Linked DNA regions of Mus musculus: region 1 is linked to region 2. Evidence: chromatin loops called from intact Hi-C (ENCODE). Cell type or tissue: heart. All regions are shown on one strand. Links, peaks and the distances in the headings refer to the core of each region. The heading gives the core; the rest is flanking DNA.

Region 1 (16,590 bases), core at 5,841-13,840, 500 kb after region 2:
GCCAGAATGACAGAGGCAGCAGAGCGTATTTTTGCAGATTCCGAGCAAGCCACACCTCTGGTAGAACAGCTCATTTATGAGCAAGCCACGCAGGAATGCAGAGCAGCCATAGCCCCAAGAAAGAACAAAGGTTTACAAGACTGGCTCAGGGTTTGTCGGGAGCTTGGGGGACCTCTCACCAATGCAGGCTTAGCGGCTGCCATCCTCCAATCCCAAAAATGCTCCATGGGCAGAAATTAATCAACGTGTAGATCTTGTCCAGGAACAACTAGATGTATTATGGCAAATAGCTCAGCTGGGATGTGAACAAAAGTTTCCGGGATTATGCGTTACTTCCATTCAGTATGAGAAATTTACTAGGGCAGCTAATTTGTTAAAAAGTCTTTCTCAGAATTAAACAAACGAGGAGTTGGTTCTTTGAGAAAATCAACAAGATAGACAAACCCTTAGCTAGACACACTAAAGGGCACAGGGACAAAATCCTAATTAACAAAATCAGAAATGAAAAGGGAGACATAACAACAAATCCTGAAGAAATCCAAAACACCATCAGATCCTTCTACAAAAGGCTATACTCAACAAAACTGGAAAACCTGGACAAAATGGACAAATTTCTGGACAGATACCAGGTACCAAAGTTAAATCAGGATCAAGTTGACCATCTAAACAGTCCCATACCACCTAAAGAAATAGAAGCAGTTATTAATAGTCTCCCAACCAAAAACAGCCCAGGACCAGACGGGTTTAGTGCAGAGTTCTATCAGACCTTCAAAGAAGATCTAATTCCTGTTCTGCACAAACTATTTCACAAAATAGAAGTAGAAGGTACTCTACCCAAATCATTTTATGAAGCCACTATTACTCTGATACCTAAACCACAGAAAGACCCAACAAAGATAGAGAACTTCAGACCAATTTCTCTTATGAATATTGATGCAAAAATCCTAAATAAAATTCTCGCTAACTGAATCCAAGAACACATTAAAGCAATCATCCATCCTGACCAAGTAGGTTTTATTCCAGGGATGCAGGGATGGTTTAATATATGAAAATCCATTAATGTAATTCATTATATAAACAAACTCAAAGACAAAAACCACATGATCATCTCGTTAGATGCAGAAAAAGCATTTGACAAGATCCAACACCCATTCATGATAAAAGTTTTGGAAAGATCAGGAATTCAAGGCCCATACCTAAACATGATAAAAGCAATCTACAGCAAACCAGTAGCCAACATCAAAGTAAATAGAGAGAAGCTGGAAGCAATCCCACTAAAATCAAGGACTAGACAAGGCTGCCCACTTTCTCCCTGCCTTTTCAACATAGTACTTGAAGTATTAGCCAGAGAAATTCGACAACAAAAGGAGATCAAGGGGATACAAATTGGAAAAGAGGAAGTCAAAATATCACTTTTTGCAGATGATATGATAGTATATGTAAGTGTCCCTAAAAATTCTACCAGAGAACTCCTAAACCTGATAAACAGCTTCAGTGAAGTAGCTGGATATAAAATAAACTCAAACAAGTCAATGGCCTTTCTCTATACAAAGAATAAACAGGCTGAGAAAGAAATTAGGGATACAATACCCTTCTCAATAGTCACAAATAATATAAAATATCTTGGCATGACTCTAACTAAGGAAGTGAAAGATCTGTACGATAAAAACTTCAAATCTCTGAAGAAAGAAATTAAAGAAGATTTCAGAAGATGGAAAGATCTCCCATGCTCATGGGTTGGCAGGATCAACATTGTAAAAATGGCTATCTTGCCAAAAGCAATCTACAGATTCAATGCAATCCCCATCAAAATTCCAACTCAATTCTTCAACGAATTGGAAGGAGCAATTTGCAAATTTGTCTGGAATAACAAAAAACCTAGGATAGCAAAAACTCTTCTCAAGGATAAAAGAACCTCTGGTGGAATCACCATGCCTGACCTAAAGCTTTAATACAGAGCAATTGTGATAAAAACTGCATGGTACTGGTATAGAGACAGACAAGTAGACCAATGGAATAGAATTGAAGACCCAGAAATGAACCCACACACCTATGGTCACTTGATCTTCGACAAGGGAGCTAAAACCATCCAGTGGAAGAAAGACAGCATTTTCAAAAATTGGTGCTGGCACAACTGATTGTTATCGTGTAGAAGAATTGGAATTGATCCATACTTATCTCCTTGTACTAAGGTCAAATCTAAGTGGATCAAGGAACTTCACATAAAACCAGAGACACTGAAACTTATAGAGGAGAAAGTAGGGAAAAGCCTTGAAGATATGGGCACAGGGGAAAAATTCCTGAACAGAACAGCAATGGCTTGTGCTGTAAGATCGAGAATTGACAAATGGGACCTAATGAAACTCCAACGTTTCTGCAAGGCAAAAGACACCGTCAATAAGACAAAAAGACCACCAACAGATTGGGAAAGGATCTTTACCTATCCTAAATCAGATAGGGGACTAATATCCAACATATATAAAGAACTCAAGAAGGTGGACTTCAGAAAATCAAATAACCCCATTAAAAAATGGGGCTCAGAGCTGAACAAAGAATTCTCACCTGAGGAATACTGAATGGCAGAGAAGCACCTGAAAAAATGTTCAACATCCTTAATCATCAGGGAAATGCAAATCAAAACAACCCTGAGATTCCACCTCACACCAGTCAGAATGGCTAAGATCAAAAATTCAGGTGACAGCAGATGCTGGCGTGGATGTGGAGAAAGAGGAACACTCCTCCATTGTTGGTGGGAGTGCAGGCTTGTACAACCACTCTGGAAATCAGTCTGGCGGTTCCTCAGAAAATTGGACATAGTACTACAGGAAGATCCAGCAATACCTCTCCTGGGCATATATCCAGAAGATGCCCCAACTGGTAAGAAGGACACATGCTCCACTATGTTCATAGCAGCCTTATTTGTAATAGCCAGAAGCTGGAAAGAACCCAGATGCCCCTCAACAGAGGAATGGATACAGAAAATGTGGTACATCTACACAATGGAGTACTACTCAGCTATTAAAAAGAATGAATTTATGAAATTCCTAGCCAAATGGATGGACCTGGAGGGCATCATCCTGAGTGAGGTAACACATACACAAAGGAACTCACACAATATGTACTCCCTGATAAGTGGATATTAGCCCCAAACTTAGGATACCCAAGATATAAGATACAATTTGCTAAACACATGAAACTCAAGAAGAATGAAGACTGAAGTGTGGACACTATGCCCCTCCTTAGAATTGGGAACAAAACACCCATGGAAGGACTTACAGAGACAAAGTTTGGAGCTGAGATGAAAGGATTCACCATGTAGAGACTGCCATATCCAGAGATCCACCCCATAATCAGCATCCAAACGCTGACACCATTGCATATACTAGCAAGATTTTATCGAAAGGACCAAGATGTAGCTGTTTCTTGTGAGACTATGCCGGGGCCTAGCAAACACAGAAGTGGATGCTCACAGTCAGCTAATGGATGGATCACAGGACTCCCAATGGAGGAGCTAGAGAAAGTACCCAAGGAGCTAAAGGGATCTGCAACCCTATAGGTGGAACAACATTATGAACTAACCAGTACCCTGGAGCTCTTGACTCTAGCTGCATATGTATCAAAAGATGGCCTAGTCAGCCATCACTGGAAAGAGAGGCCCATTGGACACGCAAACTTTATATGCCCCAGTACAGGGGAACACCAGGGCCAAAAAGGGGGAGTGGGTGGGTAGGGGAGTGGGGGTGGGTGGGTATGGGGGACTTTTGGTATAGCATTGGAAATGTAAATGAGCTAAATACCTAATAAAAATGGGAAAAAAAAGAAATATTGTTTCTCCTTGAATATGACTGTAAAAAAAAAAAAAAGTCTTTCTTAGTATATGTTACAGAATTGGACGGCTGAATTTGAACAGACCCTTCAGGAATTGAGACTTGCCATCATTCAGGTCAACTCCACGCGTTTGGACCTGTCCCTGATCAAAGGATTACCCAATTGGATCTCCTCAGCATTTTCCTTCTTTAAAGAATGGGTGGGATTGATATTATTTGGAGATACACTTTGCTGTGGATTAGTGTTGCTTCTCTGGTTGGTCTGTAAGCTTAAGGCCCAAACTAGGAGAGACAAGGTGGTTATTGCCCAGGCACTTGCAGGTCTAGAACATGGTGCTTCCCCTGATATATCTATGTTAAACAATAGGTTGCTGGCCATTCAGCTCTTGCACCCCACGAGGCTAGTCTCATTGCACGGGATAGAGTGAGTGTGCTTCAGCAGCCCGAGAGAGTTGCATGGCTAAGCACTGAAGTAGAAGGGCTCTGCGGCATATATGAGCCTATTCTAGGGAGACATGTCATCTTTCAAGAAGGTTGAGTGTCCAAGTGTTTCAAGAAGGTTGAGTGTCCAAGTGTCCTTCTCCCCAGGAAAAACGACACGGGACCAGACCAGGACTCCTCTGGGTGATGAGCCTGGGAGGAGGTTATGTGTAAGGCTCCTTTACCTGCACACTGGGGATTTGACCTCTATCTCCACTCTCATTAAAATGGGTGGCCTATTGCTCTAATTAAAAGGAAAGGGGGATATGTGGGGAGCCGCCCTCACATTCGCAGTTGCAAGATGGCGCTAACATCCTGTGTTCTAAGTGGTAAACAAATAATCTGCACATGTGCCAAGGGTAGTTCTCCACTCCTTGTGCTCTGCCTTCCCCGTGACGACAACTCGGCCGATGGGCTGCAGCCAATCAGGGAGCGACACGTACTAGGCGGAGGATAATTCTCCTTAAAAGGGACGGGGTTTTGCCATTCTCTCTCTTGCTCTTGCTCTTGCTCTCTTGCTCCTGAAGATGTAAGCAATAAAGCTTTTGCCGCAGAAGATTCTGGTTTGTTGCGTCTTTCCTGGCCGGTCACGAACGCGTTTAAGACTCAGCTATTAAAATGAATGAATTTATGAAATTCCTTGGCAAATGGATGGACTGGGAGGGCATCATCCTGAGTGAGGTAACTCAATTACAAAAGAACTCGCACAATATGCACTCCCTATAAGTGGATATTAGCCCAGAAACTTAGAATACCCAAGATATAACATACCATTTGCTAAATGCATGAAACTAAAGAAGAACGAAGACCAAAGTGTGGACACTTTGCCCCTTCTTAGAATTGGAAACAAAACACCCATGGTAGGAGTTACAGAGACAAAGTTTGGAGCTGAGACTAAAGGATAGACCATCTAGAGACTGCCATATCCAGGGATCCATCCCATAATCAGCTTCCAGACGCTGACACCATTGCATACACTAGCAAGGTTTTGCTGAAAGGACACAGATATGGCTGTCTCTTGTGAGACTATGCCGGGGCCTGGCAAACACAGAAGTGGATACTCACAGTCAGCTATTGGATGGATCACAGGGCCCCCAATGTAGAAGCTAGAGAATGTACCCCAGGAGCTGAAGGGATATGCAATCCTATAGGTGGAACAACAATATGAACTAACCAATAATTCCCCCCCCCCCCCCGGAGCTCTTGTCTCTAGCTGCATATGTATCAGAAATGGCCTAGTCGGCCATCAGTGGAAAGAGTGGCCCATTGGTCGTGCAAACTTTATATGCCTCAGTAAAGGGGAACGCCAGGGCCAAGAAGTGGGAGGGAGCGGGTGGGGGAGCAGGTGGCGGACTTTTGGGATAGCATTGGAAATCTAAATGAAATAAATACCCAATTAAAAATGTTTAAAAAAAAAGACCAATACAGACATCCCATTAGCAAAGAATCCTTCACCATGTGTCCTTTCACATGCTTGCTTTCGCAGTATCTCCATTTGCCTGTGTCTGCTTCACTGAAATGTTCCTTTACACATCCCCCTTAGCTTTTCATCTGTGTCCACTGCAGGAAAACATTTCTTCATGTATTTGCTCCAGCAAAAGACAATCCAACACAACTGACTTCCAAAAATCCCTAAGTTTCCAATGTCTATTTCCTCTGGTCATCTTTGTCTGTTTTTCCCATAATGGGTTAGAAGATGTTGTAGTGAACACATTGTGTAGAGAATGTCAAGTTGAAGTACTTGTGTCCTGGTATCAGCAACAGAGTGTCATTTGGAAGAAATGAACCTCAGTTGAGAAAGCACCTCTATCAGATTGGCCTGGAGACACGTGTGTGGTATATTTTCTTCATTAATGGTTGATATGGGAGAGCCAAGATCACTGTAGGTGGTGCCATTTCTGGGACCATGGACCTGGGTGCTAAATGAAAGCAGTCTGAGCAACCACATAACACTCTATGGCCTCTGCAGCAGCTCTACCTCCAGGTCCCAGCCCTGTCTGAGGTCGTACTTTGATTTTCTTCCATGATGGAATGAAATGTGGAAGTATAAGCATAATTAATAATCTTCTCCAACATTTGCTTTCAGGTATGGCATTTTATTACAAGAATAGAAACCCTGCCTAAGACAGTTCCTGTGGATACAATATCAAACTCTACTAAATTTAGTAGAATATGCTCAATAAAAATTTATTCTGAAGCATTCTTTCTGGAAAAAAAATCTATGCGTTTTACTCACTGATGGCCTGTTCTAGGTTTGCCATCAAGGAGTAAATGGAGACTGAATTGCTTATAAAGGTAGCAATGTCATGCATGACCTTTTTACCTCCCAATGCTCTATCACCTGGTTTAAATGGCACCACACGTATTTGGGCTTTGGAGGAAAACAGATCTTCATTGTTTTAAAATTAATGTGTAATGGAAATAAGCAGTGTCAGCCTGGATTAGACATTAGATGCCAATTTGTATGTGTTCACCAAGTACATGTATATGTATATGCATCTGACACATACATATGACATGTGTGTTGGATACCTATCTATCTATCTATCTATCTATCTATCTATCTATCTATCTATCTAATCTATTTATCATCTATATCTGTATCAATCTTTTAGCAATAGTACAAATATTTGAAATAATCCTATATAGAATCTTTCAGGACTTGGTTAGTCTGCAGAAATTCAATGAACAATATTATGTTTCCTTTTATTAATTTAAGATTTTTCACGTATATTCTGACAATGTGTGTATATACACATGAATGTAGGTGTTCCTAGAAGCCAGTAGAGGGTATTAGATACCTTGGAGTTCAAGTTACAGTGGTTGTAAACCACCTTACACAGGTTGTAAGACCTGAACTCTGGTCCTTTTCAAGAGCAACAAGCACTCCTAACTGCTTAGTATCTGTAAAATCCCCTTGAAATTTTCAAGAAAGAGGTACTAGAGTTAAAATATCAATATTTCCTACTGTGTTCCTTCTTCAAGTTACTGTTCCATTCCTTCCTTCTCTTTAAAACTCTCTGACATCCTTTATCCTGAATTTTACTCTCAATTTGTATGTAAAATAGAAATTTTCTATCTTCAAAACATAAACTTATTTTTAACTTTGTTTACTTTCATATGCACCCATCTTGGAGACAGCAATGTGTTGTAAACAATGGTAACTTAATTAATATATTTGAGTGGTGTTGTGCTGTTCCAAAAATATTTTATATAATTTTTCCTTCTATTGGACACGCAAACTTTATATGCCCCAGTACAGGGGAACGCCAGGGCCAAAAAGGGGGAGTGGGTGGGTAGGGGAGTGGGGGTGGGTGGGTGTGGGGGACTTTTGGTATATCATTGGAAATGTAAATGAGCTAAATACCTAATTAAAAATGGAAAAAAAAGATGCATCTATTGAGGAATATCCTATTATGTAACATATTAACTAAATAAATAAAATTTAAGTGAAAAAAAAGAAAACTTTAAGCAGTCATTGCTAGTGTCCATTCTTTAAACAAGAATATAAGACTCAGAACTGAAAAATTCTGCAATTGTTAACAACTGAAAAAATTGTAAAATTTTAAGTTAGAACTTGCAAAAGTCTTACTAGAGCTTCAGTAATTGTACAAAGATGGAATCTGATGCTTTGGGGAGACACATTAAAAGAACAACATAAACAACATACTTATATTGTCACCAATTCACACTCTTCCTTCTTTAAAGCAGTAGTTACTAAGTAAGATTTTGCTAAAGTAGGTAAAAGATTTTGCTGAAGTGTAAAGATATGAAAAAGACAGTCATCAAATTGATCAATCTAATGTAAACTTCAAAATTGAAGTGGGCCTATGGCTTGTTTGTAATATCATGCTCTCTTTTTATGATGCATTTTTTTTCTAGAATGTTCTGGAAACAAGTTTCTCTCTTCAATAATTTTATCTGGGATAGGGACTATTATATAATTGTTTCATTTACGTAATGCACTATTGATGGACCCCATGCAGGAAGAGCTACAGTGTGCAACTGAGCTTGCTAGAGATGGCCCTCCATTTTGCTCTTCTGCAATAGGTGTACCCTGGAAATGCACAGCCGCAGGGGATTCATCCCATGATTGCCTTTTGATACTGATGTGCCGTTTTATGTCTGTTTTTGCTATATTCCTTGCAAATCTGTTACCATGTGATCGTGCATGAAGAGAATTTCACTGTCTATAGCCTGGTGTGATTACCTGCTGAGTGCTAGCCCACCCTACTGTGCAATTTTCCTTCAAATCAACATGAAGATGAACTTTCATAAAATAATACTGATGAGGGCAATTAATGATTTTACGGAATTCCTGATTTGATTTAAATAGTGTTAAGCAATTAGGTAGTTGATAGAAAACCATTTAGGAAGATGGTTTTAGTTGTTTTGCCAGGAAAACATAAGAAAGTTAGAACCAAGAGTAGAATATGCCTCCTCCTTGTAGAATAGTAAGCAAAAGCTCCATAGGTTAGAAAATGAATACAGTGAGCTTCATGCATTACCAGCATGTAATTGTACTAGAGAGAAATATAGGCTGGTGTGGGGTGGTGGGCTGTGCACAGATAGCCTGGTCCCTGGTTGAGCATAGGTCTGGAATCCAGGAGCCCCAGTGGCTACTGATGGTCAAATTACAATAATACAGCAAGGAATAGTTTTCCTCACTTCTTTCTTTATTCATTTATTTACATCACAAACACTGCACCCCACTGGTCCCCCTTCACACAGTTCTTCCCCAATACCCCTTCCTCTCTACCTCTGAGAGGATGAACCCCCTCTATCCCCTACCCGGGCATATCAAGTCTCTGGAGGACTAGCTGCATCCTCCCCCACTGAGGCCAGACAAGACAGTCCTCTGCTAGATATGTGCCAAGGGGTCCAGCTTGTGTATTCTCTTTGGTTGGTGACTCAGTATCTGTACTTCCAGGAGTACAAAAAAGACTGTTGGTCTTTCTGTGAGGTTGCTATCCCCTTCAGGGCTTCAGTCCTTCCCCCGACTCTTCCATATGGAATTTTTTCTAATCAATTGTTACATAACTACTGTGTGATAAGATCAAAAGCTACATTTTGACAATATAAATCAAACTGTAAACAGATGCACACACACACACAATAGAATAGTAGAATGTAATGTGCCAATGAAGGTCATGAGCAACTTCAAATCAATGTTAGATGTGCACAATCCTAATTTGAAAAGTATATCCTAAATAAATCACTAAAAAAAAAAAAAAAGAAAAGAAAAAAACTACTTCTTAAGTAGTTTATATTCACATTTCATTTTTCAACAGTCTAAAACTGTCTAAAATAGTTGTGGCAGTTTCTAAAGAACTATCAAATTAATTTTGCCTTATCTTTCCAACAAAATCTAAAAATTTCAGGTGAATATTCTGATGGTCTAAATATCTGATATTCCATGCACTATTTCTCTAAATGAATTGGAAAGAAAGAAAGAAAGAAAGAAAGAAAGAAAGAAAGAAAAGAAAGAAAGAAAGAAAGAAAGAAAGAAAGAAAGAAAGAAAGAGGGAGGGAGGGAGGGAGGGAGGGAGGAAGGAAGGAAGGAAGGAAGGAAGGAAGGAAGGAAGGAAGGAAGGAAGGAAGGAAGGAAGGAAGGAAGGGAAAAAGAAAAGACAAGGCAAGACAAGACAAGAAAAGAAAAAAAAAGAAAAAAATCATGAGGAAATGTGAAGAACGGATGCCATCGTGTGGTCACAGCTAGTAATGCAATGCAAACAGAGCACAGTAACTCAGATTTCTGCTACTCTGATGTTCAGAACTTTGGTGACTGGAAAGCATTCATGGGGGGGGGGGGGTAGGACATCGCAGAACTGAGACAACATAAATACTATGCAAAGCCTCTGCCTCATGACCCAGCTTGCACCTCCTATGTGAACCCCAGTGCACACCACTGGCTCCTTTTCGCATCACCATTGCATAATATCGCACTTAGACTTTTAAAAGTGCTGAAACCATTTCAACTCTTCCACTGACACTGGTCCTTTTTCTACTTTTCATCCTACCCCATTCCCACATAGAAAACTATCATCACATTATATTATTTGTATCTTAAACACCTTCCCTTATAGCAAATTTTTCTCACCACTCTACCCTCTTGTCATCCTTACCACATTTGGACAACTGTCCTTGAATTAGAATCCATTCCTTAACCTACTCCCTGTCACATTACCCTCCACAATACTAACAAAATGTCACAAGTGAAATCCATCAAAACTAGATATTGAGGCTCCTCATTTGATTCTGGTCTAAAAATCCCATGTAATTATTGTCTCATGGTCAATTCTTTAACCAGTTTTCCTGTTGTTATTTCTTGGCCTTGGAACCTCTACTCTTTCTTCCATGTGCTGTGATCAGATAGTGCCACACAACAATCTATAATTCGCGTTCCAGAGGATCTGCTTCCGTCTTCTGACCTTTGTGAGCACTAGAAATGAACGTGTTGCATAAACACAAATGTTACAAATTATGTGTACACACAAAAATAATATGCATACATACATTTTAAAAAAATTAAAGACTGATGTTTAAGCTACATATGAATATATCTGGTGCTTGCTTATGGGCCCCTTATCTTAAGAGGAACTTTGCAAATTGTAGCGTTATTTTTTCAAGGATGGTAGTGAGTATGAAGTTGGAGCAATGTCTAGCAGAGAGATAAAATTCCTTCCAAAATAAGGGACAGGAGCAGGAAATTATAGAGGCTGTACTGAAACACATTGGATGATTCTTTTCTGGCTAAGGGAAAGGTTGACTTTGTTTTTGTCACTATCCTTTAGAGTAAATCAATAACGTGTAGACAGAAGAATTGACTTGAATATAAACCCATCTGTCAGAATACAATAATACAAATGCCTAGGTCACAACTCCTGTTCGTGTAAAGAGGTTGCTTCACATGACAAAGGCAACATGCATGGGTGCCATTAAGGTTGTGAACTGTGAGACAGAGACTGATCCTGGACTTCATCTACAGTCTAACCACATATAACCTTCTAAGTAGCTTATTCCCTTCTTTCTGAACCTGTGTGGCATTTTGCAGTTCTCTTTATTGTGGAGCCATCTGTCCCTCGCTGCCTGGTGCTGCTGCTCTTCACTCTTACAGATTCTCTGACACCGCTCCCACTATAGAGTCAGGTGTGGTAGTCAATCATTCAGTCCTCCTGCATGAGCCTGTACTGCAGATGGGGAGACGCTGCTTGGCCATGAACCTTTCATTCCTTCCCACCGTTTTCCCTGCAGGATATTACTGATCATCTCAGCATTGTAAAGGAAAAAAAGTTACCATTAAATTTCCCACGTAAAAGGTCAATGACTTTTCTGCTCACCTTCAGAGAAGACCATTCACAAAGCTCTTTGTAGTCCATGTTCTCCCCAAACTCTTGGACACATTAAAGTTGAGAATTTCTTTTCATTATCATTTCTCAGGTTCATCAATAATATCAAACTGTGCCAATGCAAAATGAATTTCACTTTTTGTTGGTGACTTGCAACTGGACATTCATGAGACCAAAGAAGGAATTTTCAGGGCACTGGGTTGAAGATTTATTAATTTGATAAGTATGATTATCTTTCCTACTAACCCCCCTGTTCAGATGAAGCTTTTAAAAGAAAATGAGAAGCAGCCATTAGTTTGTTAAGTGAACTGAATCTAAGAAGTGTGTCTTGCTCTGAGACTATTACATCTTTACCTAATGAAAATGTGTGTTCAATAAACATTTACATAGTGAAGTGAAAGAAGTATAAAGCTGAGGAATGGTTCTGAGCTCATCTTTTAAAATGAAATAATAAAATAAAATAAAGCAAGTTCTTTATTCAGTATCACACTTAAAGTCCTTTCCCTCAAAGCTCTTGTCAGCCATGGTCTAAACTAAAACAGCAAACCTGGAACTTATTAGACAAAAAAAAAAAAATTTAAAGCACATAAATTATTCTTGCCAGCACTCATTTGCTTTATGAAATTCTTTAGTTACGCTCTTACAGTAATGAACTCAAGAAAGCAGTCATTAAATGTTTTAGCATCTATTGTCACTATAGAAACAAAAGTCCATACTTACTATTAAGGCCCAAAGTGCCACCAAGTACTTTGACACTGCCTCACTTTTCCGTTGCCTACACCTCATTTTCCTTTTTTTTTTTTAAAATAAATGTTTTTAATTTGGTAGCAGGAAATGGAACTGTTTAAAGGCAGATTCACTTGGGGCATAAATGTTAACACAAGGGGATGTTTTCCCAGGAGTATATTGGGTCTAGTAATAGAGTACAGGGAAAGAGAAACATGTTACTTCATACTATTTCATAAACATTTCAAGAGGCAAGGAAATGATTCATTTGGTAAAATACTGGTTATGCACAGAAGAGGACCTAAGTTCTCATCCCCGATGCTCAGCTGAAAAGCCTGAGTTGAGTGGTTTGCCTCTACAATTCCAGGTCTGTGGAGGTAGAGACAGGAAGATGCTTAGGAGCTGCTGAATTATCGAGTTCTAAGTTCAGTAAATTGACCATATCTAAATAAATAAGGTAGGGGTTGTTTGAGGAAGACGCATCTGTGCTTATACATCCAAATATATGTTAGTGTATACACAAACAAATGCAAAGGAAAATACTTAAATGGATATACACATAAAGTCTAAGTCTCCTATCACTTTGTGGGAAAATACTACTTGATATTAAGATGTAGCCAATATTGACTTATTACATAATTTTGAAATATGCTTTAGCTCTCAGTCACAATGAGAAAAACTGAAAAGGAAATAACTAATGTATTTCCATAAGCCCTGTATGTTTGTCATTCACAAACAGTTTTAAAGTAACTCATTGCCCTATGGAGGTCAGGCATACATGTCTGGCAATCCGGTAACTATATTCTCCTGGCTAACTGGGGTAGCTAGTTCATAGGTTCAAATATTTCATAAAATATTGCCTCATCTAAAATATGTAAATGTTTTGAAAGAATAATATGCAAAACAGGAAAGAGGGAAAACAAGACAGCTGTAGTCTTTATTCCTAAAGAAAATGGCAGACCCTGACATGCCAGCTTTCTTTAAAGGATATTTCCAAGATTCAGTGTAGTGGAATTTCCCTGTTTCCCTAATTGTTTGATTGGCTAAATAAAGACCACAGAAGCCAATCCCTGGGTGAAGATATGGAGGCAAATTTTCTGGGTCCTAGAGAAGAAGAGAGTGGGAATGAGAGGATTGGAGTGGGACCAGGCTGTGAAGCAAATAGGAAGTTGCAGACATGTAGGTCTCCCAAGACACTGATAGCAGGCAGCTGAGGAGGCCAAGGGGGATGGGGCAGGATATACTTCACCCAACTTTTGAGTTATCTTGTCAGTTTTAAATATAAAAGTCTCTAGTGTTTTCTTTCCATGGGGCTAAAGGGAGCTGGATGAGATGGCCCTTGCGTCATTGGGCAAGGAGCAAACAGAGACCCTGCGAGATAGCATGAAAGCTGAGACCAGGATGGTTGTTGGTGGCCTGGTGGAACTAGCTGTGAGAGGTTGAAAGAGCCAAGCTCTCGGGAAGGAGTGGACTTTAAAATTACATGCAACTATGCAGGAGTTCTTAAGTTCTTTTAACTTTTTTAACTAGGAGTTGGTATACCATCCATAGGTAAGTTAAATAACTATTTGTGGCGAGCCGTGCCGCGAGCAATCGCGTGCGTGTGTGAGCAATGGCCATTATAAGATGGCGCTGGCTTCCACTGCGCCTAACTAGTAAATAAGCCTTATGCACAAGTGCAAGAGTGAACTCACGCCTAGTCACTGCCCATCTCATGGTGTAGTAATGGGGTGATGGGTGAGCAATGAATCAGGAGCTGTCACACCACATCAGGTGCTGAAATGTCACGCTGCGGGCTATATAAGCAGCGCCATTTTCCCGGTTAGGGGTCTTCCCTCCTGATAAGTAAGCAATAAAAGCTTTGCCGCAGAAGATTCCAGTTGTCCTGAGTGTGTTCTTGACGGCGGGGACAAAAGCTCGGGATAACTATTATTGAGAAAAGCAAAAGGACAGGGCTAGGTAAACCTGGAAGACGAAGTAGAAGAATCTGCCTCTGTTTCACACTTTACAGAAACTTACAAATGTTGAAACTGAAATCTAATAAATAGACAGATTGAATCAAGATAATGGTACCACATAGCTCAAATAGGGGAGGTGGCTGATAGGCCTCAAGTTCAGTAGGAATGACAAACTGTGAGTAATATCTGTTTTAAGAGTCCTGAGATAAACTGTTTGCTTTTGGAACAAGATGTAGAACTTGCAGCTCCTCTAGCACCATGCCTGCCTGGATGCTGCCGTTATTCCCAAAACGACGATAATGTACTGAACTTCAGAACCAGTAAGCCAGCCCCAATTAAATGTTGGCCTTTATAAGAGTTGCCATGGTCATGGAGTCTCCTTACAGCAATGGAAACTCTAAGACGGAACATTTCTGACTACAAAAAATAAATCTGAATAAATTAAGAAAAGATCTGAATGGGGGTGGGGCAAAGGAGGATATCAAGGATTCAAAGGTCAATGTGATTTCCAAAGGTCTTTTCTTTCTGTGTGTTCTTGTAAGGAATCGACAGAGTTCGGTCAATGGTGTAGATGGGTCTCGCCAATTAAGTACGCTAAAGTATCATGTCTCGTTGCACTATACTGAGAGGCAACCTACTTTCTTCCACATAACATATCAAAACTGAGGATTGTGGTAGTTTCTCCTTCATTAAATACTATCGAGGTTTCAGTTAGTCACAGCATGCCGCGCACAGATGTGTCTTCAATACATTGTGCTACTACCATCAAAAGAATATCACAACTCTAGAGTGTGACTGTATAGAATGAATTGTTTCACAAAAGAATAAGTTACATGTTTGGGAATACTTACGCCTCAAGAGCTATAAATTTTATATTTTTTGCTCTTTCTTTAATTGAAAGTTTACAGTATTTAATTTATTAAGTATCTTTTTTTAGTATTTATGAAAATTGAAGGCTTTTTCAGATAATATGTCTAGAAGACATTTAGATCCATTTACATTGGAATTCTGTTTGACTACATAATTTTGGTCACAGTTGACTAAATTCTTTAGTTAAACAAGTCATAAAACCTTAGTCTTTCAGAAGCTTCTTCTGAACTTAAACTTAGATCAGGAGTAAAAATGTTTCAAGCATCCTAAAGGAAAAAGTGAAAATAATTCATTTTTCACAGTGAATTTTACAGCGGTTACCAAATTAGTATTTACTAGAAAGGACAAGCAATTTATATGCAGTGGTTATTTTGTTTGTTTGTTCTTTGCACACTGTCACAATAGATTCATGTAAAAAAATTAGCTCATGCTTGTAAAAAAAAAAAACATTAGCAATGCTACTTCAAGCATAAAGAACAGAAACTGTCTCACTCTTTTTATTTCTAGTTTATTCTAAAGACATTTAAATATTGTTTGTATTTTTCTTTCTGTACTGACATCAAGGTGTTCTTTAAGAACAACAACAACAACAACAACAACAACAACAACAACAACAAACCTGGGTGCTTTCGAACTTGTCTTGCAATTAACATAAAATATTCTTCACAAAAGATAAGATTGTCTCAAAACAGAAATTTTAGAGCATACATTTCTATAACCCCTTCCTTGTCTGGAATGCAGTGATGGTTTGGCTGTAAAACTTATAAAGGCATTGCAAGCTGGCTTACCTACTCCATATAAAATTACTATAGATTTGAATTTTTTTCTTTGCCTCATGATAATTGTAACAGGTTTCCTTCTAGTGAGCTTGAGATCATTGGAAAATTTTGCCTCTAGGTATGGCTAATATAGCCTTACATTAGTAAGGAATTTTTATTGTCTCTGCTTCGATACAAGAAGCTAATACTTTGAATCTTTCAGTGTATATTGTTTCTTAAATGGAAAGTAAATTATTAGCAAATGCCTCTGAAGGGAAGCTTACTTCAAATCTTTGCTTCCACACAAGGAGCTTTAAAGTTTTGGGAGTAACTCTTAGTCCAGAAATGATTCAGAGACAATATCTTTTTAATATTTAGGGTCTCAGTTTTATGCTAGAAATATTGTGGTACATAAACTGTAAGAGAAAAACGATGATTTGCATACTTCAAATTATTTTCAAAAGCTTCCAGGAGATGTTAATTGGCTAATACCTCAAATTAAACTCAACACATGATGGCTTAAGCCTTTGTTAGATGCTATCAAGTGAGATTCAAATTAACTGGTGAAAAACAGAAGGCTTTACAGAAAATAGAGAAAAATTCTGTGATCAATTGGTATCAA
Region 2 (16,590 bases), core at 3,613-11,612:
GCCATTACATCAAGGAACATCTACATTTACAGAATTTACCAAAGCAGAAGGAAAAAGAAGTAAGAAAGTCAGATACAAGAGAATAATTATGCACACCAAGTGTTACCTCCTTCCAGCCTAGCAAGGCTGGCTGTGACCATCCGACACTTAGGTGGAGCCACCTGCTGTGCTGCTTCTCAGCACTCTCCTTTGATGTGCCACTACCTGCCTGAGGCCGAACTTGCCTGAGGCCTAACCGGTTCTCCGAGATTTTCCGGAGTTAGCACCTAACTGTGATCTTCCTTGAGTTCCCACTAAAAGGATGATCTGTCCACTTCTAAGGAACTTCGCATGGCTGGGAATGGGCCTCCCCTCTTCTTTATAAAGCTTGTTTGCCATATTAAAGTTGAGCTTTGATCAGGACCTCCTTCTCTCTCGCATCGCCTAGCCCCCTCTTCTCTTCCAGGTTCCAAGATGCCTCTCAGACTAGAACCCAGACATGTGAGCCGCTGGCCGGCCCCAACAACCAAGGCCAACTGAAAAGTAGTCATGCACAAATGAAATCTATACAGTCGTTGTCCAGGGCTAAGGTTAGGAGAACTGGGAATAACTTTTTTTACAAAGAGCTGCCGAGGGCTACTGAGATGTCTCTATCCTGGCCTACTGCAGGCAGTCCTTTATTTCAGATGGTGGGTCCCCTGGAGGAATGTGTCTCCTGCTTCTCAGGGTCCCAGACACTATCCTTTTCTACAAGGAGCTGCCATGAGCTACTGAGATGTCTCCATCCCGGCCTACTGCAGGCAGTCCCTGTCATTGTATGCTGTCCCCAGAAGGCTGTTTTGAATATTGATATGATAAACATGGAGTGTATTATTACACTCTTTGTATTATTATAGGTCTGAGGTCATTCAGAATCCACCAATCTAACAGTGAATGAGATTTTAATAGGAACAGGCTTTCTTTAGATACTGGGTACTTTGGTTCTCGGACTGTACCTGAGGTTACTCTCCAAATGCAGCATTTAGCCATATTAGCACAGGGCTTATAAAGGCAAAACCTACAAGATTACACATTCTGTTTAGGAGTAGGCAGGGACTTCTTTTAACATATATGTTTTACAGTTGGCCTAATCATCTTTTTCAGAAGACGAAGCAAGTTTGAATGCAAAAGGAGAAAGAGCAGGTAATCTTATAACCTACTACCTTGGAAAACCACCGAACTTTACAGCAGTGAATTTTGAGATTAGTTTTCAACATCTTGGATAAAAGGGTATTGGGTTTGGTATAGCTTATATAAGCTAGGGGCTTATATGTCAGACATAGTAATTAAAACTTTAATTACATTGTTAACCAGCACTATGATAACTTGCTTTTTTGACATATACTCAGGAATGTTATATGGTGTGGATAGTGTGGCAGTTATAGATATTTTTGAGAGCTCTTTATTATGCTTTTCATAATGGATTTACTCATTTGCAACCCAACCAATGATCTATCAGAGTCATTTATTGTCAATATTATCAACATCAAATTTTAATATTCATTTCAGGTAAGAAATAATATTACATAAAATTGATTAGTATTTCCCTAATGGCTAAAGGGGTTAAACTTACTTTTTCATATATTTTTGTGATTTTTACTTTTTTAATGTTTCTGTATAGACCATGTAACTATTTTTATGAGATTTTTCTTTCTCTAAATAAAATCCAATCACTGTCTGTTGTCAGTATGCATGTGTGTATGGGAGATCTACTGGAGCCTTGCCAGTCTTTCAAAGTGTCACATTTCTTAAAAGAAATGATCTCTTTCCTCAGCAGTCATCAAATGCCATGTGTCTTCAAATAGGAGTGGAGCCTTATATATCCTTCCCATGTGAGAATTCTGATTTCTTGATCTTATGCAGACAACTGTAGCTGCTGAGGCAAAGGCCAAAGAGAGAAATGGCAATGTGCTGCCCAGAGAAATTGTTTTGCAGCAATCCTCCCCAATCTCTGTTCTTACTATTTTTTACTTCCTCTTTTATGATGTTCCTTGAGCCTTGGTGTGTGTGTGTGGGTGTGTGTGTGTGTGCATGATCTATGTCCCATCTAGGGCTGAATGCTCAGTAGTCGCTTATTCTCTACATTGTAACCAACTGTGAATCTTTGCATTAATTGTGACCTACTGCAATAAGAAGCTTCTTAGATAAGGCTTGTTAGAGGTGAAGTTTTATGGGTATAAAGGTAAGTGTTTAGAAGCACATTTGGTACTATATCTACTTTACAAAATAACAGAAGTAGGTTCGTCCCCAAAGTTTATGTTCTTCCCAAGCAAAGGCTCTTGGCAAGGTTTACAGCACCAAGCATGAGTTGACTTCCTAGGATCAGACTTTTAATCCATTCAGAAAGTAAGCAGTTAATTATCCTAAAAATATTTATTTCACTAGTGAACCAATATGCAGTCATTATTGTAACTTTCAGGGCTCACTGTAGAGCAAGAACGTTGAAAACTTCTCCCACAGTCTGTATCTTATATCTTGTAGCACTCTGAAAATTAGTTAGCAGGGAAGAAGAGTCCAGAGGGGTACCCGATTGATATCACTATGTCCATTATCCAATGTGTGGTACTGTCAAGAAGAAAAGCTGCCCCTTCGAGTTGTAGTTGGCAAGCATGATGCATTGGTATATTTTGAGTGAAGGTTTATTTTGCTATCTTCAGCATTGACCTTTCTTTTCTAAGAATCGCTCTGGTTAATCCTAGTCTTTAATAATCCCTTGGACATTTTAAGACTGTATTTTCTAGGATTTCAAAGAATGCTAGTAATATTTTGATTGAATATTTAGCTTGTATTATGAGTTTTGAGTTGGTAATATGACTATTTTAACAATTTTTAAACATGATAATTCCTTCTGTTTTGAAATAACTTTAAAAATTCTTGTTTCCCAGAAATGAACCCACACACCTATGGTCACTTGATCTTCGACAAGGGAGCCAAAACCATCCAGTGGAAGAAAGACAGCATTTTCAACAATTGGTGCTGGCACAACTGGTTGTTATCATGTAGAAGAATGCGAATCGATCCATACTTATCTCCTTGTACTAAGGTCAAATCTAAGTGGATCAAGGAACTTCACATAAAACCAGAGACACTGAAACTTATAGAGGAGAAAGTGGGGAAAAGCCTTGAAGATATGGGCACAGGGGAAAAATTCCTGAACAGAACAGCAATGGCTTGTGCTGTAAGATCGAGAATTGACAAATGGGACCTAATGAAACTCCAAAGTTTCTGCAAGGCAAAAGACACTGTCTATAAGACAAAAAGACCACCAACAGACTGGGAAAGGATCTTTACCTATCCTAAATCAGATAGGGGACTAATATCCAACATATATAAAGAACTCAAGAAGGTGGACCTCAGAAAATCAAATAACCCCCTTAAAAAATGGGGCTCAGAACTGAACAAAGAATTCTCACCTGAGGAATACCGAATGGCAGAGAAGCACCTGAAAAAATGTTCAACATCCTTAATCATCAGGGAAATGCAAATCAAAACAACCCTGAGATTCCACCTCACACCAGTGAGAATGGCTAAGATCAAAAATTCAGGTGACAGCAGATGCTGGCGAGGATGTGGAGAAAGAGGAACACTCCTCCATTGTTGGTGGGATTGCAGGCTTGTACAACCACTCTGGAAATCAGTCTGGCGGTTCCTCAGAAAATTGGACATAGTACTACCGGAGGATCCAGCAATACCTCTCCTGGGCATATATCCAGAAGAAGCCCCAACTGGTAAGAAGGACACATGCTCCACTATGTTCATAGCAGCCTTATTTATAATAGCCAGAAACTGGAAAGAACCCAGATGCCCCTCAACAGAGGAATGGATACAGAAAATGTGGTACATCTACACAATGGAGTACTACTCAGCTATTAAAAAGAATGAATTTATGAAATTCCTAGCCAAATGGATGGACCTGGAGAGCATCATCCTGAGTGAGGTAACACAATCACAAAGGAACTCACACAATATGTACTCACTGATAAGTGGATACTAGCCCAAAACCTAGGATACCCACGATATAAGATACAATTTCCTAAACACATGAAACTCAAGAAAAATGAAGACTGAAGTGTGGACACTATGCCCCTCCTTAGAAGTGGGAACAAAACACCCATGGAAGGAGTTACAGAAACAAAGTATGGAGCTGAGATGAAAGGATGGACCAAGTAGAGACTGCCATATCCAGGGATCCACCCCATAATCAGCTTCCAAATGCTGACACCATTGCATACACTAGCAAGATTTTACTGAAAGGACCCAGATGTAGCTGTCTCTTGTGAGACTATGCCGGGGCCTAGCAAACACAGAAGTGGATGCTCACAGTCAGCTAATGGATGGATCACAGGGCTCCCAATGGAGGAGCTAGAGAAAGTACCCAAGGAGCTAAAGGGATCTTCAACCCTATAGGTGGAACAACATTATGAACTAACCAGTACCCCTGAGCTCTTGACTCTAGCTGCATATGTATCAAAAGATGGCCTAGTCGGCCATCACTGGAAAGAGAGGCCCATTGGACACGCAGACTTTGTGTGCCCCGGTACAGGGGAAAGCCAGGGCCAAAGGGGGGGAGTGGGTGGGTAGGGGAGTGGGGGTGGGTGGGTAAGGGGGACTTTTGGTATAGCATTGGAAATGTAAATGAGCTAAATACCTAATAAAAAATGGAAAAAAAAAATAAAAATTCTTGTTTGACCTATAGTTTTCATCGTGGAGGTCTTTCACCAGTCCCGTGTGTTTTATTTCTAAATACTTAGTTTTGAGATTATTTTGAGTATTTTATATTTTAAAAGTCTGTTCTTTTCTAATGAGACACAGAAAGAGGTCTGGATGGAATGGGAGGTAGGGAAAATAGAAGGACTAGAGGGAGGGGAAATGTAGCCAGGATGAACTGTATGAGGCAAAATCTATTTTCAACAAAAGAGAAAAAGTAACAATCAAAAGAAGAAAAAAGATTTTTCATTATTTGTTCCTCAGCAGGTGATTGTTGTTAGAAAAGCTATTATGTTTGTACATTTGCTATTTTCACATTTTATTTGTCCTTAGATAGTTTAAAACAATGTATTTTTGATCACAATGTATTTGATCACACCTAGTTCTTCTGATTCTTCCCAGGTCCCTTTTCACAATTTTTGCTGTTCATATACTCTTGGATGTCTGGCCATTACTGGAAAGTGAGCCACTCTCCAGGGGCTGTACCCTGAATGAGCCATAGCTCACCTGTATATTACTCATAGCTCATACTGTGTATTACTTGTTACAGTGAATTTAGTGGGGGATTTGATGATTTTAAAATGGAAAGAATAAGGCAAAATTTTTAAAAGGTTTACTTATTTTATATATGTGAGTACACTGTCTCTCTCTTTAGACACACCAGAAGAGCGCATTGGATCCCATTACAGTTGGTTGTGAGCCACCATGTGGCTGCTGGGAATTGAACACGGGGTCTCTGGAAGAGCAGTCAGTGCTTTTAACCACTGTGAAATTTTATATCATGAATATTTAATATACCAAATATAATAGTGATGCATCATTATTATAAAAATTACATAAAGTTTGAAAAAAGATTAAAGGAGATGATTAAATTAGTTTGTGTATTTGTGTTGAAGTTCAGCATCATTTGTATAATTGCTAGTACCAGGAAGATAACATGTTCAGGTGAATAGTAAGAATATATTCGAAACATTTGAAAGTGGACCACAAGACAGGTTCCCGGAGAGCTGTCACCGTGTGCCTCCTAGCAGCTGCCAGAATGCCAAACTGGGAGGAAGCAAGAAGTGTATGGTTTGCCAGAAGACAGTCTACTTTGCTGAGGAGGTCCAGTGAGAGGGCAACAGCTTCCATAAATCCTGTTTTCTGTGCATGATTTGCAAGAAGAATCTGGACAGCACCACTGTGGCAGTGCACGGCAAAGAGAGCTATTTCAAGTCATGTTACAGCAAGAAGTAAGAGCCAAAAAACTAAGGCAACAGGAGGGGCACAGGCACTCTGAGCACGGACAAGGATGAGTGTCTGGGCATCAAGCCACAGGAAGCTCCCGGGTACAGGCCCACCACCAACCCAGAGGCATCCAAGTTTGATGTAACCATACAGTCTATGATGCAGAGAAGGTGATTGCTGCTGAGAAGTCCTGACTTAAGTCCTGCTTCCGATGTGCCAAATGTGGCAAAAGCCTTCTGTCAACCCTGGCAGACAAGGATGGTGAGATCTACTGCAAAGGATGCTATGCCAAACACTTTGGGTCCTTGGTCCACTCAGAGTGAGACTGCTGTGGCCTGTGCATATTGCCTACTCCTGAGCTTTTAATCAGCAGTCCATTCCCAGAAGCCTTGGACACCTCCAAGATTCTTTCTCACTCAGCCCTCCTGCACATCATTAATGACTTGGGTTTGGGTATCTGGCTTCTTTTGGTTTAGGGGTCTGCCTGAACTCCTTCCCCACTAAGGGCTTCCTCCTGCCTGGCATTTGATACCATTACCTTTAGGAGACATCTGTCTAGTCACCCCTTTCCAGAGACCAGGTCCCTCACTCCACACCTCACCCCCATCGACCTCTGTTTCTAGGCTGAATGTCCACCCTCTATTGGCCAGGACACCTGAGCCCATGCCATTGGAGCCCAGTAGAGCAAACCAGCAGTGTAGGCAGGAAAAGCTGGGTTTATTGGGCTAGAAAAGGTTGTGGTTTATTGGCTTCCAGAGAGTTTCCTCTGGGTAGGAGTCTGAGATTCTTGGTGCATCTCAGTCTGAGAAGTCCCCATGAGAGGCAGGGAGGTGCAGATAGAATTGTGGGGCCATCAGAAAGAGCTCTTTCTCTGGCGTCTTGCCTTTGAGTGTGGAAATAGTGAATTTTTTTTTTCATTTAGGAATGGAGAGCAACCCATGTCAGAGTACCCCAAAGTCTAGAGTTTGCCTGACCTCCTTAGGCATCAAGTTCCCTCTTTGATGGGCAAGGAAGATCCTAATGAATTCCTGAACAAGCATTTACATTTATCAGTCATCCAGATCTTGGATTAGTCAATTCTGGGTCTAACCTTGGGTCGGGTAGCTGGGATGGACACTTTTTGATGCAGCATAGCCCAGGGTAGAGCTGTGTTCTAGCCACTCCTGAGGGTTCCTCTGAACCCCACGTCCTCATTCCTCTCCAGCGCAGACACAGACCCTTCTCCTATCACCCCATCTTTCTCTAGTAACCTTCATTATCTTGCCCAGCCCATCCAGGCCCCAAGGTAAGGAGCAGAGGGGAGAAGGGGAAGGGCTGGGCCTTGATGCTCCCCAAGACGGAAGGGACAAGGCTGTACATCGATTCTCTGCAAGGGCTGTAGGCATGGGCTGTTGAAGCTGATTTATCATCTGATCAATAAAGCAATTTAGAACTGAACTCTTTCCTCATCTGTCTGTGGGGGTCCTAGGGACCCAGGGAGCCAGGGCTGGATTTGGCAAGGCCTAGTTGAAATGAACCAAAGGCAATCACTCTGGAGTTTTCTAAGGTCTGTTTACTTTGTGGTATTGGTTCTAAGGAAACCAAATGATCAAAGGCCACCACCTTCCCCTATTTGCCCTCCACCCCATCTCAGGATGCGGGGATTTTGTGGACTTGGCTTTTGAAAGGCTCAGTTATGTCCTGACAATGTACTCAGCACTTCAGCTTTTGCAAAGCCCCTTGTAAAGAGAAATTCAGCTAGAGGACTTTTTGTATCAACTCCAGAGATCTCACTTCTTGGAAGTGTGTGTGTGTGTGTGTGTGTGTGTGTGTGTGTGTGTGTGTGTGTGTGTGTGTGTATGGTGGGGAGAGGCAGCTAGCCATCTGCTTTTCTGCTAGGGCCTCACAACCAGCTGTACGGAAGAGCAGGCTTGGAAAATAGGCTTGTCTGAAGGGTTGTAGTGTTGTTCATCTTAGGTACACCTACTGTACCCAGAGCTATGCTGTGTCAATCCATGAAAATGCGCCCTCACTGAGTTTTTCAAAACAGTGAGTGGAATTTAACCAATAGGTTTTATGCTTTTATTAGCCAGAGGATCAGGCCAGCAATGCTCCAACATTGGACCTACAACACCTGCCCAACAGCTGGAGATCAAAGAGTGTTAGCCCTAAGTGGCCCTGACAATTCTCAAACATGGCTCAAGACCTACAGGAAATTCTCAGGGAGGTTTGTGCGCAGAGGACAATGGTTTATTCCATAAACACAAATGGATCCTCCTACCTGGACGGGACACACAGAATACCATGATCCAAAGGTGGAGACAGGCTGCCCTCTGCTGGCTGCGGAGGCCCAGCACAGTACCATCAGGCCAGCCCTAGTACTCTGTCTCACTTTTCCCCATTGACCTTCTCACAATCACGCAGTGCAGAAGGGACTTCACACATCATTTATTTATACACAGTGAAGCTCGGGTACCAGCAGATGGCCGTAATTGCGTAGGGCGTGGGGAGCCACAGAGATTTGCAGGCGTCGAGTTTGCTCTGTACGGATCGACACCAGGTGGCGCTGTGGGGTCAAGGCCAAAGGCAGCCACTCCGTTTTTCTTTTTCTTTTTTAAATTTCATGTTATTTTTGTTAGCTACTCCCGTTCTGCTGTGGGTGTTGATGACCCAGTGCTTCCGCGAGCACATCTAATGTCCCCGGAAAGAGGTGTGCTCTAACACTGACCTGTGGCATACCAAAGCACAAGAATGACCCAAAGGAGAGAAACTGACAGAGTCCCCCTTTTTTTCCATTTAAGGGCGACCTGGACATGGTCCAGGATGCCCGTAGGGGAAAGAATGGCATAAAGGACTCCCAGTTGCATGAGTGTCCTGGCCGTTTAGGTGTGGTGGAAGAAAGCTGCCTGTTCTGATGGAAGTCGTGGCTCCATCAGTCTTCCTTCAAGACCACAAGTCTGGGTCATCTAAAAGGGTGGCTTCCATGGGACATCAGTCTTCAGAGATGAGGGAGAATGTGTTTGGAGATTAAGGCAGGAAGAACGTGAGTTCAAAGCCAATCTTGCTACAGAATAACCTTGCTACAAAAATGTGTGTGTGTGTGTGTGTGTGTGTGTGTGTGTTGCTATTAGATGTTTAAGTAATCCCCAAATCAAGAGTACATACTTTGTGAAGCTACAGTCCCCAACATCCTTAGGCCCTGGTAAGGGTGGGGGTAGTTTGAGAAATAGAACACAGACCCTTGGGAACCAGTCATTGGATGGTTCTAACTCCCTTCCTCCAGTCCCTGGTCCTGCCTTCAAACACACACACACACACACACACACACACACACACACACACACACACACACACCTGTTACTAAAACCATTGCAGGGTGTGGAGGGATGCTTTTAAAATAGATCCCAGATCCACCCTATAGATTCTGATCAGGTCGGGATGGGACATGGGAAACTATTTGAAAAGTGCTTGCCTGAGATGATGCTCATACTGGAGCCCTTGGAGTCTATGCCAGCTTTGCCAGCCTTGCCAGTTGGTCTTACAGCAAGGGAGCCCTTCCCTCTGCAGCTCACTTGCCTTAGGACTAATGGTTACAGGAACTTCTGGAGCTGTTTGTAACCAGTTGTTATGAGTAGAGAGGACTTATTTGAACTTTCTGTTTCTGTTCTCCAGAGTCCATGAGAACAGGTTTAGACTTCTCTCACCTAACATCTTGCAAAGCTTTGAAAACAGCTGTCCTCCAGTCTGACTGGGCTCGCTCCTCTTTAACCCCATCCCCACAGAGATACTTGAAGCCTTGAGGGTCCTTTTTATTAGTTGAAGAAGAAAGAGGAGTTTTCAGTGTAGCTCCTGGAAGAGCACTTAGCAGGCATGTGTGAGGCCTTGGATTCAATCCTCAGAAAAACTGCATTGAGGGGCACACCTAGGCACTTGAGGTACTTGGACATGTCAAGGCAGAACCATTCTAGGAAAGATCTATAGACTTCCTAGGGCTAGACTACCCTAATAGTGTCTCCTTCTTTTGGTTAGTTTGGAAACATAAATTTGTCATTTCTGGTTTATTCTGTATCACTGATAATTCAAAGACCATTGACCTTTTGAGACTGAATCATCTTATTTATGAACCACTAAACCAAAGCCAGGAACCAGGGAACAATTTGGGACACAGTTCAAGGTCAAATGGCAGAATAGGATCTGCATAGAACCTCCTGAACCAGGACATATCCCTATAATGTAGTACTGTCTATAGAGAAGCTGGCTTGCATTGAGAGGTAGAAGGGAGAGCAGAGAGCTAGGACTATAGTGACTGTCAATATTTATGAAGCCTAATTTGGATGCTGTCTTATCTAGTGCATGTGAAAGCCCTTGTAGTTGAGGGTGATACCCTATATTATAGAAGAGGAAAGTGAGAGTCAGTGCATTTTTAAATGACTTACACAAAGTCTCTGGCAAGTGGTGAAGCCAAGATTGGAAGCAGCTGTGTAGCTTTGGGTCCTCCTCCTCCCCTTTGTGTGTCAGGGCCTTGTTTGTGAAGTGAAATGTTGGCCTAAATTAGTCCTGGGGAAATACTTCCGAGGCTCTGATGTGCATATATATCTCCTGGGGAATCTTGTAAAACACACGATCTAGTTCAATAGCTTTGGGTGGAGCCTGAGCCAAGATATCTCTCACAAGCTCCCAGGAGAAGGTGGTGCTGATGTTGCAGATCCAGAGACCATACCAGAGCAGCCAGGCTTAAGAGGACCCACCCAGCTCTGATGTTCTTTGTTTATGAGCTTAGGAAGACTTGCCTCAAAGGCCTAGAAAATTCAGGAAGTAGATTATCCTGACTGAAGATCTTAGTGGGCACTTCCAAGTCTGGACAAGCCTTTGTGCCCAGTCTGAAGTGTCTGCTCCTGACCCTTCTATACTGCCACTCTGTTGACCTTGGACTGACATCTCCAGAGTTTTCAAGGGCATGCCTGCTTACATGCCTCACATAGTCATGGGAATACACTTGCACATGTGCACACACACAACTCTTTAAGAGCTGTTTTATGAATCTTTATGTCCCCTTTTGCCTTCCAATGAGGATGGAGACAAGTACAAGATGGAACTTGTATTCACTGTGTCACAGTGAGCAAAGCCCTTCTTGGTGTACTGAATGGGGCTTGTGGAAGCAGTACTGTAGCCTTTGCTTGGGTAAACAGTTTCATTAGAGACAGTTCACTAGTGTAGCATGCATAGCCCATTTTGGTGAATATATGCATACCTTGATAGCCGTGTCCTTAGCTAAACAGTGTTCAGTCTTAAGAAACATGTTTCTGTGAGTGAATTTAATGGACTATCAGAAAACTAATGTTCTCTTCATGGTGTCTCTTCAAGAGGGGTCACCTTGCTGAGGTGGAGAGACTGTGTTCCTGAACCTATGAATGTCATCTCTCCTGCTTTGCCAATCCCATGAAGAGAACTCAGATTCTGTTACCCTGGAGCTTAGCCAGAGCCTGACTCAAGGAGCCCTCCATGACGCTGCAAAACTAGCTCTGACTTTCTCTCCTGAGATACTCCAGCCATGTGTTCATCTCTTCTTGACCTTGTTCCCAGGCTGGACACCTCATAGTCACCTTCTCTACCTGATCATGGAATCTGGAAACTTGCTTATCCCGAAAGTAACAGGACCATTCAGAATTCTTGTCATGAAAGACCTGAAAATCTGAGGCAGGAAGAAGTGTGCTTACCTTCTCACCTATAAAGACTCAGTGTGGACTCCTCTTCCCTGCCATTCTCTCTCCTTTCCCTGTCCCTAGTGGCTACTTTTTGAACCCTCCTGTGAAGGTCAGCTCTCCAGAAAGACAGAAAGCCGTCATCAAGTACAGAGAATCACAGAGCAGGAAGGAAACCTATAGCTCCTTCTCTTAGTCCCATAGTACCAGTGACGGTATTCCTTTCTACTATTCTGGATACAAACACATAAAAAGCAAAGGCAAATGTTTGGTAGGACCCAGGACCAGCTAAATTGATTGCCTGCCATAGGCCTGGGGACCAGGAAGGTAGAGAAAAGATATCATCCTTTTTTGAATATTTTTAAGGCACATGCCATAAGACAGTACGCCCATCAGTGTTGGAGCACAGATGATAATGATGATGATCTCATTCAGACAGTAATAAAGCCAAAACTTTTCTGTCAAAAAAGTGGACCACAGATAGAAACTGAGAATTTAAAGACACTAAATATTTCTAATGTAATAATAGGGGAAAAATCAGAGAACTATGAGGTCCAAATTAGAACAAGAAATTCCATGTAATAATAATATATAGGATGAGAATGGAAAAAGAAATGGAAGTTATTTAAGCTGACGGCATAACTATAATACTATTATAAGGAAATGTGTCATATAAGAGTTCTTAGCTCCTTAACTACTTAAAAGTGTTGATTCCTTTGTAATAAATATACCTATTTATGGAATTCTGTTATATTAAAAAATACATTTTAACATTTCCATGCCCTTTACTTTTGTTTTGGAAGCCTTTGAGATCAGAAGTCAAGTGGGCACTACATTGTTTTGTGCTGTGCAATAGATGAAAAATTTGTGTTTGAGAGAATATTTATTTTAAAAATAAAAAATTTCATTTACAACATTTTATTTTATGAAGTAAATATTTAGTAGGCTATTTTTACTCAGCCAAAATGTCTTTGTCTTGTTTGTCAGATGGTGAAACATTAAATAGCAATTGCAAGTAACATGTTATTGTTTTAAAATTATCAGAATGTTGATAAAGGTAAGCTTGAAGCCAGTACACCAGCAATCCACTGAAGAGAAAGATAACTTGATAGATATTTTCGATTTTAGGAGACTGAATCAATGGTGTCAAAATGAGAAATGAAGACAGAGCTAAAGTTCCAAATATAAATGGCAGGCATACCTGAAAGTAAAAAGAAACTTAAGATTAGTGGTGATTTTGTTTTCTGTTTTTAACAGCCATACAACATTACAAATATTCAAGAAGCAAAGGGCAAGGATGGATACAGTCTCAGTACTACCTTGTAGTACTGATATTTACTTTGCAACTGGCAAGTTGTGAAACCACAGAATTAAATCCAGCTATTTTTGCTAAGTTTCGATGGATTCTTCCACTATTTACAGGGTTTCCAACTTACTCATTGAAATCAATGCGTTTGCATGAAGAAGAGTGAAGCACATACAGAAATACATCATTTACATTAGCCAATACTGAACTAATAAACATCAGCTCAATAGTTGCTGACTTTTCTGACTTGAGGAATAAAGACACTCAGCTATGTCATAACCGAGTATTCATTCATAATACAATTTTAAATCAGAGTATCATTATAAAAAAACCTTATGAATTAAAAAACCCTGGATTCATAAATAAGTGTGTTGTTATCTTTATTATTCATACCTGAAATATTAATTAAATGATTCTAATGTTTTGCCTACTGTCTTTTGTTTAGATAAAGTAAGTTCCTTTCATGGAAACTTATTTTTACTGTCCCAGTTTCAAATCTTTGACTACTTAATAAATCCACCACTCAAATTCCAGTAAGAGTACTTAGTGCATATAATAATGGTTGCCAAGAGGCCTGGGATTCTAGTTTACTGATCACAACATTTTCACATAATGCAGTATCTAAAAATGGGTCATTTTTACCACATTCATTTCATGGTTAATGCATAAAGCAAAGACTATGGGACGTCATAGAATATTTGGCTTTCATTACACATGGATAAAATAAGTGAACACAGCAACTGAATAAATAAAAAGGAAATGAGGAAGATTAAGGAAAATATATAAAAGAATAAAATTAGTTCAGAAGTATTTTGTTGATGTGAAAGCAACAATCACAAGGAACAAGGAAAGAATTTGTTCTGGAGAGTCACACATATTTTTGATGTTGAGATCAGAAAATAAAATAAGCCTATATGCCCACTTTCTCCTTCCCTATTAAATATAATACTTGAAGTCCTAGCCAGAGCAATTCGACAACAAAAGGAGATCAAGGGGATACAAATTGGAAAGAAGGAATTCAAAATACCACTATTTGCAGATGATATGCTAGTATATATAAATGATCTTAAAAATTCCAACAGAGAACTGCTAAACCTGATAAACAGCTTCAGTGCAGTAGCTGGATATAAAATTAACTAAAAAAAAAAAAAATCAATGGCCTTTCTTTACCCAAAGAGTAAAAATGCTGAGAAAGAAATTAGGGAAACAACACCTTTCTCAATAGTCACCAATAATATAAAATACCTTGGCGTGACTCTAACTAAGGAAGTGAAAGATCTGTATGATAAGAACTTCAAGTCTCTGAAGAACGAAATCAAAGAAGATCTCAGAAGATGGAAAGATCTCCCATACTCATGGATTGGCAGGATTAATATAGTAAAAATGACTATCTTGCCAAAAGCAATCTACAGAATCAATGCAATCCCCATCAAAATTCCAACTCAATTCTTCAATGAATTAGAAAGAGCAATCTGCAGATTCATCTGGAATAACAAAAAACCTAGGATAGCAAAAACTCTTCTCAAGGATAAAAGAACCTCTGGTGGAATCACCATGCCTGACCTAAAGCTTTACTACAGAGCAATTGTGATAAAAACTGCATGGTACTGGTATAGTGACAGACAGGTAGACCAATGGAATAGAATTGAAGACCCAGAAATGAACCCACACACCTATGGTCACTTGATCTTTGACAAGGGAGCTAAAACCATCCAGTGGAAAAAAGACAGCATTTTCAACAAACGGTGCTGGCACAACTGGTGGTTATCATGTAGAAGAATGCAAATTGATCCAATCCTATCTCCTTGTACAAAGCTCAAGTCTAAGTGGATCAAAGACCGCCACATATATCCAGAGACACTGAATTTTATAGAGGAGAAAGTGGGGAAAACTCTCAAAGATATGGGCACAGGGGAAAAATTCCTGAACACAACAGCAATGACTTGTGCTGTAAGATCAAGAATCAACAAATGGGACTTCATAAAATTGCAAAGCTTCTGTAAGGCAAAAGATACATTCGGTAAGACAAAAAGACTACCAACAGATTGGGAAAGGATTTTTACCAATCCTAAATCTGATAGGGGACTAATATCCAATATATACAAAGAACTAAAGAAGCTGGACTCCAGAAATTCAAATAACCCCATTAAAACTGGTGTACAGCATTAAACAAAGATACACTAGTGTGTGTGGGGGGGAAGGGTGTAGGGGACTTTTGTGATAGCACTTGAAATGCAAATGAAGACAATATCTAATAGAACATTGTTAAATTAAAAAAAATAAGCCTATATTTAATTCATTATGAAAAAAATTATTTGTTTTTCATTTATTATTATTTGCAAAACACATGAAACTCAAGAAGAAGGTCAAAGTGTGGATACATCGTTCCTCATTAGAATAGGAAACAAAATACCCATGGAAGGAGTTACAGAGATAAAGTTCGGAGCTGAGACGGAAGTAAGGACCATCCAGAGACTGTCCCACCCAGGGATACATCCCATAATCAGCCACCAAATCCAGACACTATTGCATATGCCAGCAAGATTTTGCCGAAAGGACCCTGATATAGCTGTCTCTTGTGAGGCTATGCCAGTGTCTGGCAAATATAGAAGTGGATGCTCACAGTCATCTATTGGATGGAACACAGGGCCCACGATGGAGGAGCTAGAGAAAATACCCAAGGAGCTGAAGGTGTCTGCAACTCTATAAATGGAACAACAATATGAACTAACCAGTACCCCCAGATCTCATGTTTCTAGCTGCATATGTAGCAGAAGATGGCCTAGTTGGCCATCATTGGGAGGAGAGGCCCTTGGTCTTGCAAACTTTATATGCCCCAATACAGGGGAATGCCAGGGCCAGGAAGCAGGAGTGGGTGGGTTGAGGAGTAGTGTGTGTGGGGGGAGGGTATAGGAGACTTTCGGGATAGCATTTGAATTGCAAATGAAGACAATATCTAGTAAAACATTGTTAAATTAAAAATATAAGCCTATAATTGATTCATGATGAAAAAATTATTTATCACAACAGCAAATAAATATGCATGACACCAAACAAATAAACAAATCCAGCAAACAAGCAAACAAAAACTGGCTCTTTTTTTGAGATTGGGTGATGCACTTGAGACCTACCATTGTCTTGAATATAGACAAATTTGTTTAAAAGAATTTATGGCAGCTAGTGGATCTGTATCCACACATGCTTTCTTCTCACTCACATTACATCCAGTTTTCAGTATCTTCTTTTTAAAATAACTTATTTTATTTCTCCTGCATTTGATTGCTTATATATTTCATCTCACATATATGTTAGTGTTAAATGTTGCTTATGCTCTTCTCACAAAGGTCTGTGCCTGGGCTTCATGATACCTCTTCCTAGTGGAAAGAGAACTTACAATACAGTGGTAAAAGACTTTCTTAGAATGTTTGTATCATTGGATCTATCCCTTAGTGCCAGCAAGAAATGCATTAAAAGCTGTTTCACTAACCTACAGTAATGATTATATCTTGATAGTTCAAATTTGAAATGTTCTTATAATCACCCAAGTTGATGCTTTTATTAACCTCTCATAGAAATTTGATATTTTGTGGAGAACATGAAAAAGAGTAATCCTATATAATTTATGTGTGATGATAATCAGAGTCCCCCCTG

What was found. A loop is a pair of places that touch in the nucleus more often than their neighbours do. Peaks named below come from ENCODE experiments on the same cell type or tissue, not always from the same donor. Only the 100,000 strongest peaks of a DNase experiment are listed, where the experiment ranks them.
Region 1: it touches region 2 in a loop (9-fold over the local background); 24 of 42 quality-filtered maps call a loop at or near these places.

What each region holds. Positions count from the first base shown.
Region 1 is chr3:13,872,205-13,888,794 of GRCm38, reverse strand. All of the region lies in intron 2 of Ralyl (RALY RNA binding protein-like), which reads right to left. Among named protein-coding and RNA genes, the nearest start is that of Gm41998, 53 kb to the left of the region's middle. In heart, for the core only: a CTCF peak has its summit at 10,018 (motif pointing left); no DNase peak of the experiment used is centred there.
Region 2 is chr3:14,373,586-14,390,175 of GRCm38, reverse strand. It overlaps the pseudogene Gm6300. Among named protein-coding and RNA genes, the nearest start is that of Slc7a12, 99 kb to the left of the region's middle. In heart, for the core only: CTCF peaks have their summits at 8,272 (motif pointing left) and 8,479 (motif pointing right); no DNase peak of the experiment used is centred there; H3K4me3 peaks cover 504 bases; H3K27ac peaks cover 309 bases.